Linked DNA regions of Homo sapiens: region 1 is linked to region 2. The links are chromatin loops, found by intact Hi-C in ENCODE. Cell type or tissue: CD4-positive, alpha-beta T cell. All regions are shown on one strand. Links, peaks and the distances in the headings refer to the core of each region. The heading gives the core; the rest is flanking DNA.

What was found. A loop is a pair of places that touch in the nucleus more often than their neighbours do. Peaks named below come from ENCODE experiments on the same cell type or tissue, not always from the same donor. Only the 100,000 strongest peaks of a DNase experiment are listed, where the experiment ranks them.
Region 1: a loop joins it to region 2, with 13 times the contacts of the local background. A loop is called at or near these places in 2 of 110 quality-filtered maps.

Annotation. Positions count from the first base shown.
Region 1 is chr14:106,501,294-106,512,200 of GRCh38, forward strand. It overlaps IGH, IGHV1-45 and IGHV1-46. Among named protein-coding and RNA genes, the nearest start is that of LINC00221, 24 kb to the left of the region's middle. In CD4-positive, alpha-beta T cell, for the core only: no CTCF peak of the experiment used is centred there; DNase peaks (open chromatin) are centred at 5,698 and 6,278; H3K4me3 peaks cover 1,219 bases; H3K27ac peaks cover 1,890 bases.
Region 2 is chr14:106,168,066-106,178,972 of GRCh38, forward strand. It overlaps IGH, the pseudogene IGHVIII-16-1, the pseudogene IGHV1-17 and the pseudogene SLC20A1P2. Among named protein-coding and RNA genes, the nearest start is that of LINC00226, 110 kb to the right of the region's middle. In CD4-positive, alpha-beta T cell, for the core only: no CTCF peak of the experiment used is centred there; a DNase peak (open chromatin) is centred at 6,296; H3K4me3 peaks cover 262 bases.

The DNA.
Region 1 (10,907 bases), core at 4,411-6,910, 330 kb after region 2:
TTTATAACAGAGTAGTTTAAATTATGATTGCCTTAGTTCAATAGTGCATACAACTCTGCTTCTCTACAGCTGTATCCATTTTCACTTATTGTGTTGTTACATATTCATACATTATAAATTATATGCACATTATTCAAATTTATAATGAATTTTATAACCATAAATTATAGGCACATTATTCAAATTTGTCATTACTATTATATCTATTTTTTTTTTAAAAAAGGAATAGAACATGAGACTCAAGGCAAAAATAAAACAATATTGGTTTTCATTACACAAATGTGATTACTGGGATACTTGTTGTTGTTGTTCTTTTAGGTGTAAGATTTTTAAATATTCTCCACTCTGTTTTCATTTCAGCCTGCAGGACTCTATTTAGTATTTCTCATTAGGAATTTGTGGTTTTGATGGACTCCATAGCTTTTGTTTATTTCTATTATCTTGATTTCTCCTTCACTTTTGAAGGTGTTCTTGCTAGTATGGAATTTTTGATTGATAGTGTATTTTAGCACTTTTGATATGCCACTCCAGTGAGCTTTGGCCTTCCTGATTTTTGGTGAGAAATCAGTTGTTAATCTTATTGAGGATTTATCCTAAACAACAAACTATTCCTTAGATTCTAAGGGCTTAAACATACCTGGTATTTTCAGACAAATGATATTGAGGTCAAGAGACAAGTCTTTCAAAGCATACATAACAACATTTCACATGCACATAAACATGCTCACAGACTCACACACACCCTCAACACCTTCATATGTAGAGTCATAGGTAATGAAAACATGCTCACAGACTCACACACACCCTCAACACCTTCATATGTAGAGTCATAGGTAATGACTCACCCAAACAAACTCACATAGGGGCACACACTCACTAAGTAATACAAGTAACACATTCACACTCAAATAGCTCTGCACACACTAGCATTCAAACAATTACATTTACAAAAGTTTTATACTTACACACCTTCAAAAAATTCATGTTCATGTAAATTAATAGGCTCAAATACTGAAGGACCCAGACACACACATTCAATATAACATACCCTTTTACAAACTAACTCACAGACACAGGCATGCACATTCTCCCACACACTCCCTCAAAGACACAGTCTAATGATCAGAAACTAAATTACTCATTTTAAAATAAAACAAAGACACACAAGCTCACACACAGAAACATAGACACTCACAAACACACAGACACAGTTATAGGAATCCTCCCACTTACACACAATGATCCACATACACACAGAATCATATTAAGACTATTCCGTGATCCCAAGATTGAGACAGTAGCCATCCCCAGTCTCCATGGACATCACACTGTGGTAGAGGCTCAGTCTACCTTCTAGATTCTTCTGAGAGATGGCCAGGGCTCCAGAGTTCAGGTTCTCACATATTGTATAACTTTTGGGTTAAACCACACCTAAAACACTGAGTGGATGTTGTCTTTCATCACTTGATTATCATCGGCATTTCAACTGATGCAATTTTTTACCTCATTTTGAAGGAAATAAAATAAATTCATAGAGTCTCCCTAGGCTAGATTGATGTATCTCTGTTTCTCCTGGTAGCTTCAAATATGGTACCTTCAAAAATATGACAGTATTCACTAAATACTACACCTCTTACAACACTTTCTTGGTCAGCTGGTCCAACAACAAGGGAACCCCAGTAGAACAATCATTTTATGGGTCTAATTCTGTACCCACTGTGAACACATACCTTCTTATGTACCAGGACCTCCACTCCATCACAACATATTGTTATGGAGATGGAAAGAAACATTCTCCAAATTTTCATCATAGATTTGGCAAGAAAACCTGATATTTCTGTCCATTAGTTTCCAAACCCAGGTGTTGTAGCTCCTGGCCACAAGGCACTATAATACTCTCTGTTATGGGCATTTGCAGCTTCCTGGAGGATGGTATTGTCTCTAAAAATGGAATTTCTTTAGAGATTATATTTTCTACTATAAAACAGTGGCAGAAAACATCTGGTATAAATCTCACATTAGACTGTGGAGACTAAAGTCAATCATTTCATCGTTTTACTGGTGTCTCTGTTTTGGGGCAAACGTGGAAGAGGAATGTCTGCTGGATCCCTGCTCGTGTTCCATAATCACATCTCCTCTCCCTTAACAACAGCTGCATTCTTTCATGTTGAACACATTCTGTAGTAACTCATGCTAGGAAATAAAATATTCAGCAACTTGGACTGTGGCACTAGTAGCTTCTCTGTGATAAAAAACACATGTAGAGACAGCAGTCAATCCTTCTAAGGATAAATGACTACCTATCAAGTTTAGGCTTTATTTATATTATTCAAATTGTCTCCATATCGCTGGTAGGTAACTTTACAGGGTGTCATTATTTTCTTAGACAAATGTGATATCTATGACTTGTCAGCTCAGGCTCAGTGAGAGATGCTAGGTCAGTCTTGAGGGAGGAATCTGTGTTCAGTCTTCATTGCACATGTTAGGGAAAGCTCTGATATAAAGAGAGAGGACCCTGTAACTTGAGTAGAAGTAATGATTAACGTGCAGAAGATATTGTACTATGAGTTCTCCATACTCTCTGACCCAGCATAATAGATTTTCCTTGCTTTCAGCTGCTGGCTTCTTTATTTTAAATATTAATTTATTTACTTTTATTTTATTTTACATTCATTTTATTCTCTTGTTTCCTGAATATTTAATTAAGTACCTATAAATTTTAACAATCATTTGTAGAAATAACATAAAATGGGTATGATGAAGACGCCAAGTAGAGATGCCAGAAAATAAAACAAATAAATAAACAACTTGTGTAAGTTTAGAGTGGTGCATGAGGACAGAAACTCTGAGGTACTTGTGCTGAATTATAAATGAGGAAGTTCAATTATATTTAACATCCAGAATGTGGGTCATTTCAGTGAAAAAAAAAATTGTACAGTGGGCTGCATTGATCAGAAATTAGAAAGGAATAAAGTCACAAAGTTGCAAGACCAGGAGACATTCCGTGTATTCATCCTTTTCCATTTTGCTAGGAAGAGAAAATGGATGGGCTATACCTTCGTGGGAAATGAGACAAGCCGTTTTTAAGATGACTCTCGAGGGAAGTTGCCAATACAATCACTGAGGCGATGCCCTGACACAGGATGGTAGAGAGACTTGGTCCTGTGGTGGTGGCTGTCGGCGACACAGGATGCTTAACCCTAGTGGGTGCCTTTGCCACTATTTTGTCCATGAGAGACATTAAGCTACGATGTGCTACATGCTGGTGAGTTCCTTAACCTCAGATGAAGAGAGGAACATGACAACACAGAAGATGAGTGTGATGTTTAATACTGAGTGTCAGCTTGATTGCACTGAAAGATGCAAAGAATTGTTCCTGAGTGTGTCTGTGAGGGTATTGCCAAAGAAGATTAACATTTGAGTCAGTAGACTGGGTGAGGCAGACCCAACCTCAACCTCCCTGGGCACCATCTAATGAGCTGCCAGCATGGCTAGAATGAAGCAGGTAGGAGAAATTGGAAAGACTAGACTTGCTGAGTCTTCCAGCCTCCATCTTTCTCCCATGCTGGATGCTTCCTGCCCTCGAACATCAGACTCCAAGTTCTTCAGCTTTTTCACTCTTGGACTTAAGCCAGTGGTTTGCCAGGGGCTCTCTGGCCTTTGGCGACAGACCGAAGGCTGCACCGTCGTCTTCCTGACTTTCGAGGTTTTGGGACTTGGACTGGCTTCCTTGCTCCTCAGCTTGCAGACGGCCTATCACGAGACTTCATCTTGTGATCGTGTGAGTCAGTCCTCCTTAAAAACTCCCCGTCAAATACAGACCTCTATCCTGTTAGTTCTCCCTCTAGATAATCCTGACTAATACAATGAGAAAAGTGAAGACCTCACTACATCAACCACATTTCACTGATGAGAACTCGTCCCATGGAGAGCAGCAGGTGTGCAGGAAATAAAGGGGTTGGGGGATACTGTCCATAAAAGAAGAGACGCAACCTAACTGAACTCCCCAGGAAAGGAGGGTGTAGATATTTGTTCACAGCTAATGATGGCTTATGTCAGGACCTCCACAAGGCTTCAGAAATAGTTTGTATTAACAAATCTAATAATTTATATAGTTTTTTTTTCCCATATCTTATTTTTCCTCCCTGGGCAGCACCACAGAATGATGTTTTCAGAATCTCCCTCATCTTCTGTGAGTTCTTGGTAGAGTTCCTGGAAGAAAAGCCTGCATGGGGAAGTGAGCCCTCCTCATGTGCAGCCCCTGAGGCTGTCATGTCACCTCACGTTTCTGAGTTATGTCATCAACATTTCTGAGTTAAACTTCCTGAAACATATGGCATTTGGCAGTGTCTTCCCTATTCAAAAAATGCTTAAATTCTGTTTATCCCTGCAGACACCTGTCTCTGGAATACAGTTTGGTTTTGAGTGTGTAGTAATTGATACTTTACAGAAGGTTTGTGTGCATCTTGTCATCTTCCAGAGTGCACCTGCCATGCAGTTGACTCCAACAAGCGAGCAGGTTGACTCACTCAGCTGGAAGAGGACAGGCATTTCTATAGCCAGCAACCCCAGTGGGGCTGTCACCCTCCAAGACTAATTGGGCTCATGCCTCTGGCTAATGTGCAGCCAGCAATGGAGGGGGACCAGCGCCCACACAGGAGAGGGTTTCTTCTATTCCCTCCCACTTTGGAAGGAAGTTGGTTGGTTGTGCCTGGAACTCATGCCTGAGTTTTCATTTTCTGTACAAAGGGCCTCATCCAGAAACACCCTCAAAAGCTTACAGTGAATCTAAAGGAATTATAGAAAATCATACATGATGTGCCTCATGACCAAGGTCTCCACTTCTCATTAAAGGACATTCCTTATGGGATTCACTAGAACTTGCTTTCTTTCCATAGATATGGATCTGCCTCTAAACATTTAGGAAGCTTACCGTCTGGGAAGGGATACTAAGTCAGGAGTCACAGAATCTATAGGAACATATACATTTTATGAGTCTTCTAAAAAAGACTCCTAATAGGAATAGCCCCACCCACTTTTCCTCTAACTGGCTTCATTCCCAGGAACCCACTCGAAGAACCTGTTGTGCTTCAAGATAGTTTAGACTTGGTATGCCAAGGGACCGCCGGAAGAGGAAAGAACCAATCCATCCATGTAAGTTCATCCATTGTAACTTATTGATGACTCTGGGGCAGGATGGTGACAGTGGGGAAGGCTGTGCATGTGTGAAGCAGGGGCACATAGGAAATCTCTGCACCTTCTGTTCAATTTTGCTGTGGTCTTAAAACTACTTTTTAATACATTTTATGTAAGAGAGGTGGCAGAGACAAATTGGAATATATTTTGGCCAGTTTTTAGGAATCATATTCAGCATTAGCCATGTTATCAAGCAATCTTGCTCCAAATTATTTATCTATCTGATTTTAGAACTTACATCTGCACAAAGCCTACGTGGGGAACTTTGCATCAGCTTGACTGATTTCTGCTTTTACCTCTCTGCGAATTTTGCATATAGGGTGACAATTATTAGAAATATTTCCTGTATAGAGTGCATACATATTTCTATTACTCATATTCCTCAATTGCTTAGCCTATTTTCTGAACAACTTTAAACATCGTAAGCCCTGTAACCTCCTCATTCAGTGAAGCTGCCTCCTCCTTGGGGTTTCTGACGGTCTCAGGATGTGGGTTTTCACACTGTGTATCTTGCACAGTAATACATGGCTGTGTCCTCAGATCTCAGGCTGCTCAGCTCCATGTAGGCTGTGCTCATAGACCTGTCCCTGGTAATGGTGACTCTGTCCTGGAATTTCTGTGCGTAGTTGGTGTTACCATTGAAAGGTGTGATCCATCCCATCCACTCAAGCGCTTGTCCGGGGGCCTGTCGCACCCAGTGCAGGTAGCGGTAGGTGAAGGTGTATCCGGAAGCCTTGCAGGAAACCTTCACTGAGGACCCAGTCTTCTTCACCTCAGCCCCAGACTGCACCAGCTGCATCTGGGAGTAGGCATCTGTGGAGGGGACACAGGAGTGGATAAAAGCCACCTTGACTGGACTCAATCCCCTCCTCATCACTGGGACTTGGGAGCCCCTTACCTGTGACTGCTGCCACCAAGAAGAGGATTCTCCAGGTCCAGTCCATGGTGAGGAGCTGTGCTTTCAGGGGATTCTCTAGAGGAGGGATGTGGTTGTTGGGTGATGCTCTCAGGGCACAGACATATCCATATTTACCTCAGTCGATCTCAGGTTATTTGCATATTGATGAGACAGGGCATTTCATAGCTCAAAGCCTGGTCGATGATAAGAAAGGGAAGACAAACGACACATCAGCCTTGCAAGAGTGAGATGCTGATGACTCAAGCCCTGATCCTGCTTGAGGAAATGAATGCCCTGCTCCATTTATGAACATTTGTGGGCAGAGGTCCTTTCACTGAAGAATAAGCCCTCTCAGAACAGACTTCTCACTGTGAACATAGATTTTATAAGCATAGAGACCACCTCTATGATTTCTGGAACAATCACTCTCCACGACACAGAGCAGGTGCCTTGGCCCTATCCTGGACCCTTCAGGAACCAGCACAGCTCACTGGTGACTCTGAGAAAGTGATTGCTGATGTCCCACGTGAGTATCCAGTAGGTCCCTCTGAGAGCCGCTGGGCACTCTTTAGACAGTGTCTGCATCACCTGCCTGGTGTCTTGATCCCCCAGGCTCTTCAATAGAAACACTCTTGGACTCTTGGTCTACAGGTTATGAACTCATTATCCCAAAATAACTTCCAAGGAATTTGTGTTATGGATAATTGTGGGTTTTATTTCCAACTCCATTCAGTGAGCACTGAAACCATGAGGAGCTTGTGTTGACTTTTATATGAAGAAGCTCAGTTATATTTGACATCTGGAAGGCTGGTCCCACCAGTGAGAAAAGTCTGTACAGTGGTCTGCACAGGTCAGAAATTAGAAAGTGATATAGTCACAAACTTGCAAAACCAGCAGACATTCAGTGTATTCAGCATTCAGCTCTTTCTATTTCTTCAGGAAAATAGAGGGGTTATATCTGTATGGAAAATGGGACAAGTAGTTTTCAGCTGATTCTCCTGGGAAGTTGTTATTGAAATCACTCAAGTGCTGCTCTCACACAGGATTGTGAAGAGGACGTTGACCCCTGGTGGTCGTTGTCAGCAACACGGGATGCTCAACCATGGTGGGTGCCTTTGTTACTGTTTTGTCCACAAGAGATTTTAGCCTGTCATGTGCTGCATGCAGGTGAGTTTTTAAACTTCAGATGAGGAAAATAACATGACCACATAGAAGATGAGAAAATTGAAGACCTCACTTCATCAACCACATTCCGCTGATGAGAACTTTTTACACAGAGAGCCAGTGATGAGCTGGGAAGAGGAAGGGGCTGAGGAAGATCATCCATAGAAGGACACATCCAGCCTGCTTGAACTCCCTGTGGAAGGAGGGTTTAAATGTTTGTCTTCAGCTAATCAGGGGTATTTCAAGACCTTCACAAGCTTTCAGAGAGAGAGTTTTCATGAACAAAAACCCATGCATTACTCAGAGTTGTATTTTTCATCATTTATTCTTCTTCTCTAGGCAGCTCCACAGCAGGGTGTTCTCAGAATTCTCCCTGATCTTCCTTGAGTTCCTGGTGCAGCTCCTGGAGGAAAAGCCTGCATGGGAGAGGGAGCCCTCCTCATGTGCAGCCCTGAGGCTGTCCCATCACCTCACCCGCCACTGCCCTTCAGTCACTTGATAAACATTTCTGAGCTAATCTTCCTGAAACGTTTGGTTTTGCACAGTATGTTCACCAGGTTACAAAATACTTAAGCTCTGTCTATTTCCACAGACACGTATTCCTTTCTGGAGCAAAGGTTGGTCTTGAGTGTGTGGTAGTGGATAATTAGTGAGAGGAGGTTTGTGTGCATCTTGTCATCTCCCAGAGTGTATCCACCATGGAGTTGACACCCACAAGCAAGCAGATGGACTTGCTCACTGGAGGATGACAAACATTTTCATAACCTATGACCTCAGTGGTGCTCTTTCCCTGCAAGACCAATTATGGTCACGCCTCTGGCTAATGTGCAGTCAGCAAGGACGACCACTGCCCACCTCTGAGGGCTCCCTCCAGATGCCCACCCACTTTGTAAAGGGAAGCTTTTGTTCCTGCCTGGATCCCATGCATGTGTTTGCATTTGCTGCACAAACTGCCTTATTCAGAACCACCACCCAAGAGCTCACAGTGTGTCTAATCCAACTCTAGGGCATTATACAAGGAGTCTCTTATTGTCACGTTTGCCAAGTCTCATTAAAGGATTTTCATTATGGGATTGACCAGAACTTGCTGGCCTTTTAGAGATGTGAATCTGCCTGAAATGTTGCAGAATCTGGAGGACCAGAGAGAGATCTTGGGGTGTATACAGGAGGATATTTTTATTACTGAGTACACCCAGACCCAGCAGACTCAATGACCAAAGACTGGGCACAGAACAAAGAGAGCGCTTGACTTTTATACACACTTCCCAAAATGGGGTGGGCTAGCTTGAAGCAAGCTTAGAGTGCACAAAAGCAGGGATACGGAGGCAGGACAGAGACAGTTAATCAAATTGTAACAGGTTCATAACTCAGGATTACACATGACCATTGCTATGCAACCCAGATGTCTGTTATCTAGGTTTTGTTCTAAAGAGCCTTGCACTGGTTGATCTCATAACACTCACTCCGGTACCTAGACAGCTGTAGTTCTGGCCTGCTCAGGCTTCTCATGACCTTCGTTGTGCTTCTTAGATAAAACAGAATACTTGAAGTTACTAGTTACAGAGAACAAGAATCTATAAACTCATATCATAAGACAAAGGAAAATTTGTTTTTCTTCTCCCTATGTTGAGGGAGTGCTGAAAGAGTCTCCAGAGCACATTAGATAATATTATTAAGACTTTTCCTGGGTCTGGGCTGTGCTTGTTGCTGCCGCTGGGATAAGTCAGCCTAATACAGGAAAGCTTATTTCTCTTTTTTAAAAATTTTTTTTTCCAGCCTCACTAAAAGCTTAAAAATCTTACTCTCTGGGAAGGGACATTGTAAACCAGAAGTAAGAAAAACTCCAAATTAACATATATTTTGTGGATTTTGGAAGAAAGTGCTCAAATAGTAATAGCCTCACTCACTTTCCCTCTGACTAATATCACTTCTAGAAAGCCATTGAAAATACCTGGGTGTTCCAAGATAATTTAGGCTTGTTATATTAGGGGATCACCAGAAAAAGAAAGAACCAAGAGTTCTTGTAGATTCATCCATTGTGACTTATTTGTGACTGTGGGGCAGGATGGCTGTAGTGGAGGAGGCGGTGTCCGTGCGGGGCAGGGATTCATGGGAATTCTCACACCTTCTGTGCAATTTCACTGTAATCCTAAAACCTCTAAAATGAACTTTATGGTAAGAAGTGACAGAAACATTTGAAAGACAATTTTCCCACTTTGTAAGAATCATGCTTACTCTTAACATATGACCAAATAACCTTGCTCCAAATGATTTATTCATCTAATTCAAAAACTTGTTCATAGTAGCACCTTTATGGTATGTTTGTATCAACTTTACTGAGTGTGGCCTTTCCCACTCTGTCAGTTTGGCTTATGTGGTGGCTCTTGAATGGAATATTTCTCTTACAATTCGATTGTGTTTCTATTGTTCTTTGTTCTCAAATATATAACCCGTTTTCTAAACAGTCTTAAACTGAATAACCCCTGTCATTTTCTCAGCTCAGCACAGCTGACTCCTCCCTCAGGGTTTCTGACACTCTGAGGATGTGGTTTCTCACACTGTGTCTCTCGCACAGTAATACACGGCCGTGTCCTCAGATCTCAGGCTGCTCAGCTCCATGTAGACTGTGCTCGTGGACGTGTCCCTGGTCATGGTGACTCTGCCCTGGAACTTCTGTGCGTAGCTTGTGCTACCACCACTAGGGTTGATTATTCCCATCCACTCAAGCCCTTGTCCAGGGGCCTGTCGCACCCAGTGCATATAGTAGCTGGTGAAGGTGTATCCAGATGCCTTGCAGGAAACCTTCACTGAGGCCCCAGGCTTCTTCACCTCAGCCCCAGACTGCACCAGCTGCACCTGGGAGTGAGCACCTGCGGAGAGGACACAGTAGAGAATGACAGTCCTCTAAACTGGAAAAAATCCCTTCCTCAGCCCTGGAACCAGTTGGCCCTTTACCTGGAGCTACAGCCAGCAAGCAGAAGACCCTCCAGGTCCAGTCCATGGTGAAGAACTTTCCTCTCAGAGGCTTCTGTAGAGAAGGGATGTGGTTGTTGGATGATGCTTTCAGGGCCCAGATGTATCCATATTTACCTCAGTAGATCTAAGGTTATTTGCATATTCATGAGACAGATTATTTCATACCTCAAAGCCTGATCGAGGTTGAGAAAGAAGATAGATGTCCCATCTGCCACACAGGAGTGGGATGCTGATGGTCCAAGCCCTAATCCTGCTTGAAGAAATGCATGTCCTGCTCCATTTCTGTTTGCGGACAGGATCCTTTCACTGAAGAACAAGTCCCCACAGATTATGCTCCTCACTCTGAACCCATATTTCATTAGCGTCAAGACCATCTAGATCATTTCTGGACCATCACTGTCCACGACACTGAGCACGTGCCTTGGCCCCATCATGGTCCCCTCAGGCACCAACACAGCTCACTGTTGACTCTGAGAAACTGACTGTAGATGTTCCACGTGACTCTCCAGCAGGTTCCTCTGAGATTCGTTGGGCGCACCTGAGACAGTGTCTCCATCACCTGCCCGGTGTCTTGATTCCCCAGGATCTTCAGCAGAAATGCTCTGGGTTTACAGAATTGCCCTGAGATGCATAATTGGAAATGGTTTTCTTATATCACAGAAACGAGGAGTCA
Region 2 (10,907 bases), core at 4,769-7,268:
AACTTTTCAAATGAAAAGTTTTAAAAAACTTTTGCAGGGCACAGTCTCCCTCCTGGCTGCTTTCACGAGCTGGCATTGAGGGTATGTGGTTTTTCCAGAAACATGGTGCAAGCTGTCAGTGGATCTACCATTCTGGGTTCTGGAGGGCAGTGGCTTTCTTCTTACAGCTCCACTAGGTGGTACACCAGTAGAAACTCTGTGTGGGATTTCCGACCCCACATTTCCCTGCCACACTGGGACTAAAGGCTTGTGCCACAATACCTGGCTAATTTTTGTATTTTTAGTAGAGACGGGGTTTTACCCTGTTGACCAGGCTGGTCTCAAACCCTTGACCCCAGGTGATCTGCCTGCCTAAGATTCCCAAAGTGCTGGGATTACAGGCTTGAGCCACCATGCCTGGCCAAGATTAATATAACTATGTCATTTAATGATGTATTTGAAAACTTCATGGTTCTACAAACACACATACATACACAACAGCCCAGCAAAGACACATACATGTGCCCATGCAAAAGTGAATGTATATCTAAACACCAAAACAGCACACCCATTTGTTTCATATTTTTTTAATTACTTAATTGAATTTAAATTGTGTTTGCAGTTTGAGGTTGTAGTAGAAAATAATGCTCTTCTACGTGTATGTCTGCCTATTCCAATACTAAAAAGACAAATATATTTAAATACATGTTTTGTTAAAGCTGAATGTAAATGCTGTTCTTGCCAAATATGTCACTCAAATGTGCAATGGTATTAACTTTAAATATCAGTCTGTTTTTAATAAATTGAATAACTAATAGGACAAACGTTGTATTACATTATTTGTTAAATTTAGATTGTAGTTTTCAAACTAGGCAAGATAAAATTGTTTCATTTGAAAAATTTTTAAAAAACTTTTTTGGCATGAATATTCAATACAAACTCTAGTATTTATTTGTCAATATTCCTTTACAACAGAGAACATCCAGGAATATGAAACTGAACACAGTCCATGATTTTCAGGGCTCACTCACAATGGCATCTTCCTAGAGGGTGGTCTCAGAGGGTCCAAGCACATGGGGATTTGGACTTGATCATCAAAACACTAGTGAGCCCCAGGGCTGAGCACACAGAGGGCAGCAGGAGCTGCAGAGCCCACTCTGTGGTACTTAGGGAAACGAGGAGATGGTCTGCAGGACCCTGGAAAAGGGTGAGTTAGGGCAGAGAGTCTGCAGGTAGACGAGCATATTCTAAGGAGAACCATTATCCTCTAAACTTGGTTGGCTTCAGTGATTATGAAGAGAAGAGAACTGATTCACCAGACTTGGAGGTCAGAAAGTAAAGGGACTTTCTTTTTCCTTCATGGAGACTGAGGAAAGTAAAATACTTTCAAAGAGAAAGGGAAGATGGAGAAATAGTCTGAAAAACAGGACACCTGAAGCCAACCAAAATGGAGAACAAGAGCATTTAAAGTCGTGTTTAATTTCCAAAAACAGCAGATGAAAGAAAAATAAACAAAATACCATGTATATGCTGAGTTAATGTTAAAAAACATGTACAATTGTTTGACTATTACAGCACAAAAATACAAAACTCTAATCATTGAAACAGTTTGTATTGAGGATATACATTTTCTTTAAATAGGGTCTCACTCTGTCAACGAGGCTGGAGTGCAGTGGCACAATCACAGCTCACTGCAGCATTAACCTCCCAGGCTTAAGGGATCCTCCTGCCTCAGCCTTTCAAGTAGCTGCTACCACAGGTGGAACCATACCCAGGTATTTATTATTATTATTATTATTTTATATATATATATAGAAAAGACCTCACTGTGCTGCCAGGCTGTTCTAAAAGTCCTGAGCTCAAGTGATCTGCCTGCCTTAGCCTCCCAAAGTGCTGGGATTACAGGTGTGATTTTTATAACTTTACTATTTTAATAATAGTATTATTTTTAATCAAGAAAATATATAAATAACCTATTGTAAAAATTGTCCTGAGAGATCATTGCTAGTATTACTTGGAAAATATGCAGCATTAAAAGTTGAATTAAATTCCTGTTCTAAGTTAATGTTTTGTAGGTAAAAGTAATCATGGACTTACAAGGAAGAAATGGTGAGAGATCCTGGGGAAGACTTTTGCTTGACCAGGTCGGGAATCACCAAGGTTTAAAAGAAAACCACAGCCTCTCAGGCTTCTGATTTGGAGCTGCCTCCTAAGAGAACCCCCCTGTACTGAGCGCCCCCTGGTGGTTCTGAGTGCCCCTGGTGTCATGAGCGCCCCCTCGTGGTACTGAGGGCACTCTGATATCCTGAGCACCCCTGATGCTTCTGAGCGCCCCCAGGTGTCCTGAGCGCCCCCTGGTGGTTCTGAGCGCCCCCTGGTGTCCTGAGCGCCCCCTGGTGGTCCTGAGCACCCCCTGGTGACCTGAGTGCCTGCTGGTGGTCCCAGGCAAACCCTCGTGTCCTGAGCGCCCCCTTGTGATTCTGAGTGTCCCCTGGTGTCATGAGCGCCCCCTCGTGATCCTGAGCACCCCCTAATATCCTGAGTGTCCCGTGGTCCTAAGCACACCCTGGTGGTTCTGAGTGCCCCCAGGTTGTCCCCAAGGTGCCCTGGTGGTTCTGAGGAGCATCTACCATGCAGCTCCCTCCTGTCTTCCTGCAGAGATTTTTCTGTCTGGGCTCACGCAGATATTCCCTCTCCTGTGTCTCTCACAGTATTACAAGGCCTTGTCCTTGACTTTCAGTTTGGTCCCTTTAAGGTAGACTGCACATGAAAAGGTGTCACTTGGGACTGTTAATTTATTTGTACTCATGGAGAGTAACTCTGAGAACTCCCACTTGATCACTCACTGTTTCCACCCACACCAATCCCTGTCATGAAGCCTGCTGGACCAAGCTCATGCTGTAGCCAGTAAAGGTGAAATCAGAGGCTTTGCATGAGAGTCTCAGTGAACCACTGGGCTGTACAATTTTTCCCCCCTGACTCTATCAGTAAATTTCACACAGGACTTCTGCAAACACAGAGGAAATGGAAGAACGGCCCCATGTGGAGCAGCCGCAGCTGGACCTGATTCACAAGGGACACTAATATTGAGGGTGATGAGAAGGGAAGCCCAAATCAGGGCAGACCCCATGGTGTGGACACCGAGGAAGGGAACAGACATGGGTTGGCTCCTCACCAGGGCCTGAAGGAACAGGGGATGAGCTGCCTTTCATGAGGAGGGGAGGGGACACATTTCCTTGTCTTTCTTTTTGTGGTCTTGGGTGCACCGCTCAGCATTGCTCATCTGTCCTCTGTGTCTCCATTTCAGGGGGGCAGGATCAAAGGACTCGTGGGTCTGGATGCACAGGGTTAATCTGCCGATTAGTCTTTTTTATTTTCTAGTGTGGACCCTGTTCAGGTATCTTCACAGTAGCAAACATTATCAAAAAAATACATCCAGTAAGAATATAAAAATACATTTCCAGAGAAAATGGACACCAATCTCTAATCGGTGCATATAGAGCTGCAAACTATTGTTCTTGACAATAAGGCAAAGTTAAGGTACAATAAAAAAATGCAGATCTACACCTTGTCAGGAGGGATTTTATAATTATTATCTTGAGATCATTTTGCCATAAAACAGTTCAACATTGGATATATGTGCTTGTGTCAGGAAACAGTCACTGTGGAAATATTTGTACTTATCAGAGTGAAGAGTTCACATGCAGACATGTTTGTTTGTCTGAGACAAGAGTCCACTTGAGGAAATGTCATTACTAGAGGAAAGAGTAAATGTAAGGACATATGTGGTGGTCTGAGGAAAGAGTCCATGTGGGGACAGGTGTGTTGGTCTGAGGGAAGAATCCACGTGAGTAAAGGTGTGTTTGTCTGACAGAAGAGTCCCCATGTTGACAGGTGTGTTACCCATCTGAGGGTAAATGCCCATTCAGGGACAGTGTGTGCCTGAACTGAGCTGAAGTTTGGGGAAAATCTTTCTCAACCAAGGAAAGAAAAGAATTATCTGGGTTATTTGCTCGTCAGGAAGAAAAAACCTGGGTCACGTAGAAAATTGATTTTTTTAAAATTAAAGGTCTTTAGTGAATGGTAACATCTTAAATGCAAATGAGGAAAATTACTTCATTCTTTTTTGCATGCATCTCATGACATCCCCACCCTCACCAAATAAGTTATTAGATAACTTGATACAGTCTGCATTTAATCCTGGGGTTAATGAACTGCTAAATACTTTTTACAAAAATTGTATATATTTAGGTTTATATTTTCCATCACACATTTATGAGCTTAGACAAATTAACTGCATCGTGTCTCAACCATTTTATATCACTAAAAATAATTTTACTATTCTTAAACAGTGCCATTTGTACTTATTTAATACTCACTCTCTAAGTTCCTTGAATATCCTCTATCTGTTTACTTGACTATAGTTTTGGTTTATACCGAATTTCAAATAAATGATATTATATAATGTAATTGAAATGACTTCACTAAAGAAAGTAGAAAATGAAGTTGCTAATCTAATTAACTTTGGAAATGAGGAAATTCTATAAGTTTAAAATGTAAAGAAACTACACATAACACTCTATTCTAGTAGATAAACATATTTCCAATGAGCTTTACATTTCTGATACCGCTATGCATGTGTCCTAAAATTGTGCAACTAGGTAATAATAAGGCAGTTGGTAGGATAGGATTCCTCACTTTGCAGTGGGTGGTTATGGACAGTCAAGGAAGGAAGGCTAGAAAGGTCCATGTGGTAGCATAGTTGGGTCAGGAGACCAGTGTGTTCTCATTTTTAATATAATAAAGTTACAGAAGATTAGTTACATAAATAGTTTTGATGCGTCCACAAACATGGGTTCATATAAACATGCACGTCTACTAGGCCAGTAGGTTGAGAGGTCCTAGAAGTAATTGTACACGGTATCACAATTTTTTTTATTTTACTGCTATTCGTTAACATTAGAAACAAGCAATCTTTAGAAAAAAGGCTAATTCTATGTACAAAAAAGGTAATATAGAAAATGAGCTTAGAATTTATTGTAATACAAGGAAACAGGGAAGTATTCAAAAACAAAAGGATGAGGTGTGCTGTAAGGATACAGGATCCAAATTAAATGAGCTCCCAGGACCTAATAAAGCTGTGGTGATTTGAACGATAAAATGAATAATATAGCATGGATCTTCTTCAGAGTATGAAATATATATTCATAAACCAATACACATATTAATAGATGATTATATAAATAAATATTGGGAAGACGAACACATTTCCTTACAGAAGTATTCCAAATATCTGAAATGGATAGTCCTCCAATCAAGTAGATGAAGTTTAAACACTCATGAGTTGATTGTGGCCTGAGTTGAGAGACATGGAAAAAATAATCACTATTAGTGTATTTTATAATGAGACTTCATATATATTGCCAAATACATCATCTATGAATGAATGCAATTTTACATGTTTTTGAGTCTAAATTTGTACAAACAGACACATACACACACAGACACATACACACACATATGTTTCTGCAATACACACTGATAAGGGAATAAAGACAGCCACAGACTTGGAGAAAATACTTCCAAGTCACATATTTGTGAAATGAATTCTTTTAATTTGTGAAATGACTTTTATAAACAATATGCAAGTCAACTTGCAATGAATCGAAATGAAGCAATGCAGTTAAAATGAACCGAATGTCAGGAGAGGCGTCTCAACAGAAGTTATACGAAAATTGTTAAATATGAACTTTTGGAGGGACATGTGCATTTAAATAAAAATTAGATCCCATTACTCACCTACTAGATTGGTTAAAACACACAATTCTCGTAAGGATACATGACAATATGAATGTGGAAAACCAAGAACTATCATGCATTGATGGTGGGAATTCAAAATGCTACATGCACAAAAGGAGATTTTTTTGGCATTTTTAATAGACATAAATGCAGACTTAAAATGTGATTTTGTGTCTGTGTTCCAAAATACTTACAGCACTGATTAAGAAATTAATGTTTACAAAGATACCTTCAGAGGAAGTTCTGTATTAGTTTCATTAATTTGATTCATTCTGTAATCATTGAAATTTGTTTACAGAATAAATGCTGTATGAAAAATCTCTCAAATAATTAAAATTTCTCAAATACACATTAATATTGTTCCTTTTCTTTAATGACTTAGTGTCATTTTCTAAGAAAATCTTTAATCTAATAATCTTTGTCATCTCCTCTGTGTCAGCACAGGTGCCTCCTTCCTGGGGTTTCTGACACTCTCAGGATGTGGGTTTTCGCACTGTGTCTCTCACACAGGAATACACGACCATGTCTTCAGATCTCAGGCTGCTCAGCTCCATGTAGGCTGTGCTCACGGACCTGTCACTGGTAATGGTGACTCTGCCCCGGAACTTCTGTGCGTAGTGTGTGTTATCATTGTAAGGGTTGATGCATCCCAACCACTATGCCCTTGTCCAGGGCCCTGTCGCACCCACTGTGTAAAGTATTTGGTGAAGGTGTATCTGGAAGCCTGGCAGGAGACCTTCACTGAGGACGCAGGCTTCTTCACCTCAGCCCCAGGCTGCAACAGCTGAACCTGGGAATGGACATCTGTGAGGAGAAGGGAGGAGATGATAAAAGCCCCCTTGACTGGACTCAATCCCCTCCTCATCACTAGGACTTGGGAGCCCCTTACCTGTGGCAGCTGCCACCAAGAAGAGGATCCCCCAGGTACAGTCCATGGTGAGGAGCTGTGCTCTCAGGGGCTTCTATAGAGGAGGGATGTGGTTGTTGGGTGATGCTCTCAGGGCACAGACATCCAAATTCACCTCAGTGGATCTCAGGTTATTTGCATATTCATGAGACAGAGCATTTCATAGCGCAAAGCCTGGTCAATAATAAGAAAGGGAAGATAAATGACACATCAGATTTACAAGAGTGAGATGCTGATGGTCCAAGCGCTATTCCTGTTTGAGGAAATGCATGCCCTGCTCCATTTATGAACACTCGTGAACAGAGGTCCTTTCACAGAACAATCCCCCTCAGAACACGCTCCTCACAGTGAACCTACATTTTATAAGCACAGAGAGCACCTGGATGATTTCTGGAACCATCACTCTCCATGACACTGAGGAGGTGCCTTGGTTCTGTCCTGGGTCCATCAGTCACCAGCACAGCTGACTGGTGACTGAGAAAGTTACTGCTGATGTCCCACGTGAGTGACCAGCAGGTCCCTCTGAGATCTGCTGGGCGCTCCTGAAACAGGGTCTCCAGCACCTGCCTGGTGTTCAGATCCCCCAGGATCTTCCATAGAAACACTCTTGTTTACAGATTTGCTGTGTGATGTGTGATTAGAGATGATTTTCTCATCTCAGGAACAATAAGAATCAGAAGCTGAAACAGTAGTTTTGAATTCTTTATGAACTCACTGCTCCCAAAATAATTGTCAAGGAATTTGTGTTTTGAATAATTTGGGGTTAATTTTGGACTCAATTTACTGGAATTTTTTGAAGTATTTATATATTTTCAATTCATATCCATAGGTCCTCATCTTTACATATTGATTTCTGACTCACCTGCTCGGTGCCCCCGACAGCCCAGCCCCTGCCTTGCAAGGAGGTTCCTTGCTGAGACTTCAAATCATTTCCCCCAGGCTTCTCTAGCCCAGCATGAAATGGCTGTGTGCTAGTGTAGAATACTCCTTCAGTGACACCATATGCTGCTGACACCATCTCTTGAAACAATTGATTAGCCTTACTAAACCTATTGAACTCTGCAGGGAGACCCAGAGCAAGGATTCAATGACACAGGAGGGAGCCCCTTCCCTGAAGCTCCAGATTCACTTCATTAGTGGAACCAAAATGAAGACAAAAACTTACAAGAGATTTGCGAGTGCCATGTTTCTTCACTGGGCTCTTGCAGTTGAATGTTGCATCTGAGAATACTAGCAGGTGCAGATACATTCAGATGAAAGCCCACTCCATATCCACTATTCCAATAACACACATTTTCCCTTCTTCCTAATATGTGGCTTTTAGGAAGTGCCTCCTACACTGACACCAGGCCCAGTTATCTGACTTTCTTCTCCTAGAGATCTAAAGCAAACAGGATACAGGTGGAGACTTGGGAAGTCCATGCAGGTTGTTATTTTCACTTTCTCAGCTAGGAAACCAGCAAAGGTCCCATAATAAAAGAAGCTGAGAACTATGATGGCATTTACAAGATGTTGGTCTTAAAAATCACGATGTCAGAGGCTTCACATTGCTCTACTGTCTTTGTCTCACCCTCTGCCATTGTCTTAGTATTTCTGTGTTCTCCTCAGATGGAGTCTGTGCATTGCCACACTTTCATCTTTAATCCATAGCCATCATCCTAGTTAGAATGGATTGTGCAGTGCAGGTAAGCACTGCCTGTTCTTCCAATGGAAACCTAGAGATTCAATAGGCTTCCTCTTCTGGGCTGTGACCTTGACAAAGCATCTCCAGGGGAAAAGCTCATTTTTGGCTGTTACTCCCTTTTGAGGTTTCGGCCTCCCTGGACTATTTATGTACGTCTTACCCCTTTTGGCTAACTTTACTCATTCATATAATAATGGAAGAATGGGGGAGAATCTGGAATGGGAGATTTGTCTTCCTTCACATAGGATAAGGTTCTGGAAAAGTCATTCCCTTTAGAAGCTTTTGAAGTGGGCTCCTGGTATATTTCTCTGTAATTAATCATCTTCATTTCATCTTCAATTCTGACCCATCGGAAATTTATTTGGATTGTATATTTTAGAATCTGGAGGTTTCTGGAGAGAAAGTCCAGAAACCTTAGAAGTATAAGACCCTCTGGAACGGTCACATTTACCGAGTCCACATTTGTCTTTCAGACGTCCGTAGTGGTTACCATGTAAGTGCCCTCAACAGCTTGTGGCTTCTGCAGTTTCTGCACCAGGTAAGCAAGTGCTAACTGCCATTCTGGACATGCCCATCTCTCCAGTTTTTGGAGTGGGTAATATTTCTTGCAATTTCAGTTATTTAATAGATTCCAAAATGTACTGACATTCAGATTATGCAGATTTATTTTGACATAAAATATGACGGTGATGAATTTTATAATCAATATTTTGGAGCATAAACCAAAAGTACAATCAAAGGTCACCTTTGATGTGTTACTGGAGGCAGAATTCTGACCTTATTCCATGTAGGTGGCACATCTGACATAAATAAACAGGCAAGAAAACAGAGAAAGGACATGGCACAACACTGTGCCATGGCACAACTCTGGTTGCCCTTAAAACTTTTTCCTTCATTTCAACCTTGGTGAATCTGACAATTATGTGTCTTAGGGTTGCTCTTCTCAGCGAGTGTCTTTGTGGTGTGTGGTTATTGGGTGATGCTCTCAGGGCACAGACATATCTGTAGTGTTCACCTCAGGTGATTTGCATATTCACGAGAACTACTACTTCATAGCCTTACCCTTGATCCAGCATGAGAAAGAGAAAATAGATCTCACATGAACCACACAACTGTGGGATGCTGAGGTACAAGTCCTCGTTCTTATTTAATGTCGTGTTTCCCTTTATATGCCCAAAACTTTGTGAAGGGAGAACTTCTCCACTAAGAAGGTGACTCACACAGGACATGGCACATGGACAGCCTCCGCCCTTTCTAGGCTTTGCTGTCTGCAGTCTTACTCTTGGGATCTCTGTGTCTTCTGAAATGTGTACCTTTTGATTTAATAAAACCATCCCTGTTCTTCATCTTTTTACTAGGAAAATATCTCAAACAAGTAACAATTTTGCCTTTTAAATGTGGTTCTCACTGAATTGTTGATTTGTTTATTTCTAAATGTATAGAGATAATAGAAATAGTCTTTGCAAAATTCTAATTTTAACATGTTATAATTTTTTGGTTTTCAATAAAACAACACTCAATTCTGGGAGAAATCCCCTCTGCAGCCTCCTGTGCACCAGCTCTGGGGCTGGAGCCTGTTCTGGGTGGGTCCTGGGCGCCCCCTGCAGCACTGCCTCTGCCCTGCATGGAGGTTTCCATCTGGGCTCACAGAGGATTTCTCTCTCAGTGTCTCTAGGGCTATAGGAAGAGGTCATGCCCTAGTTTAAAATGCTCCTTCAGTGACACCATATGTTACTGACACCATCTTTTGAAAACATTGACCTTAGGAGACCCAGTGAACTCTAAGAAACCATCGGGGAGCCCTTCCCTGGAGCTCAGGATACATTTAATCAGTGGACACATAGTGAGCACAAAAATTTTCAAGGGTTTTGGGGGATGCTTTATCTTGTTTGGTCTCCTGCAATTGAATATTACATCTAAGAATACCTGTAGGTATATATACTTGTGGATCAATGCCCACTCCATGTCTTCTTTTTCAATAACACACACACACACACACACACACACACACACACACACACACACAGAACTGGTTGATTTTTACAACAGTGGGCCTCTAACTTGCCATTTTTCCTAGTATCTTGCAAATGGTGAGCACCCTCTACACGGATACTAGACCTGAGTATATGACTTCCTTCTCCAAACAGAAGTAAGGAAAACAGTACACAACTGGAGACGTAGCAAGTGTACATTCATCATGTTTGCATATTGTCACCTGAGAATACTGCAGTTTCCCTAAGAGAAGTGACTCTGTGTCCACCAAGGGTTGAGTGACCCTGTTCATCAAGCTGTTGGTGTCAGAAGCTTCCAGTTGCTCTACTGTCCTTGACTTTTTTCTCCCATTGTCTTTGCATTTCCCTATGTTCTCCTCCCTATATAGAGTCTCTGCATTGCCACACTCATCTTCAATGCTGATGGGAAGGGAATGTGTGAGGATTGTGTTTTTTTTCTTTTCTTACAACTATAGGCTTTTTCATTCAGTTAAAAGGTAAACAGATTAACATTGGAGGCTATTCCATTTAACTAGCCCAAGTTCCT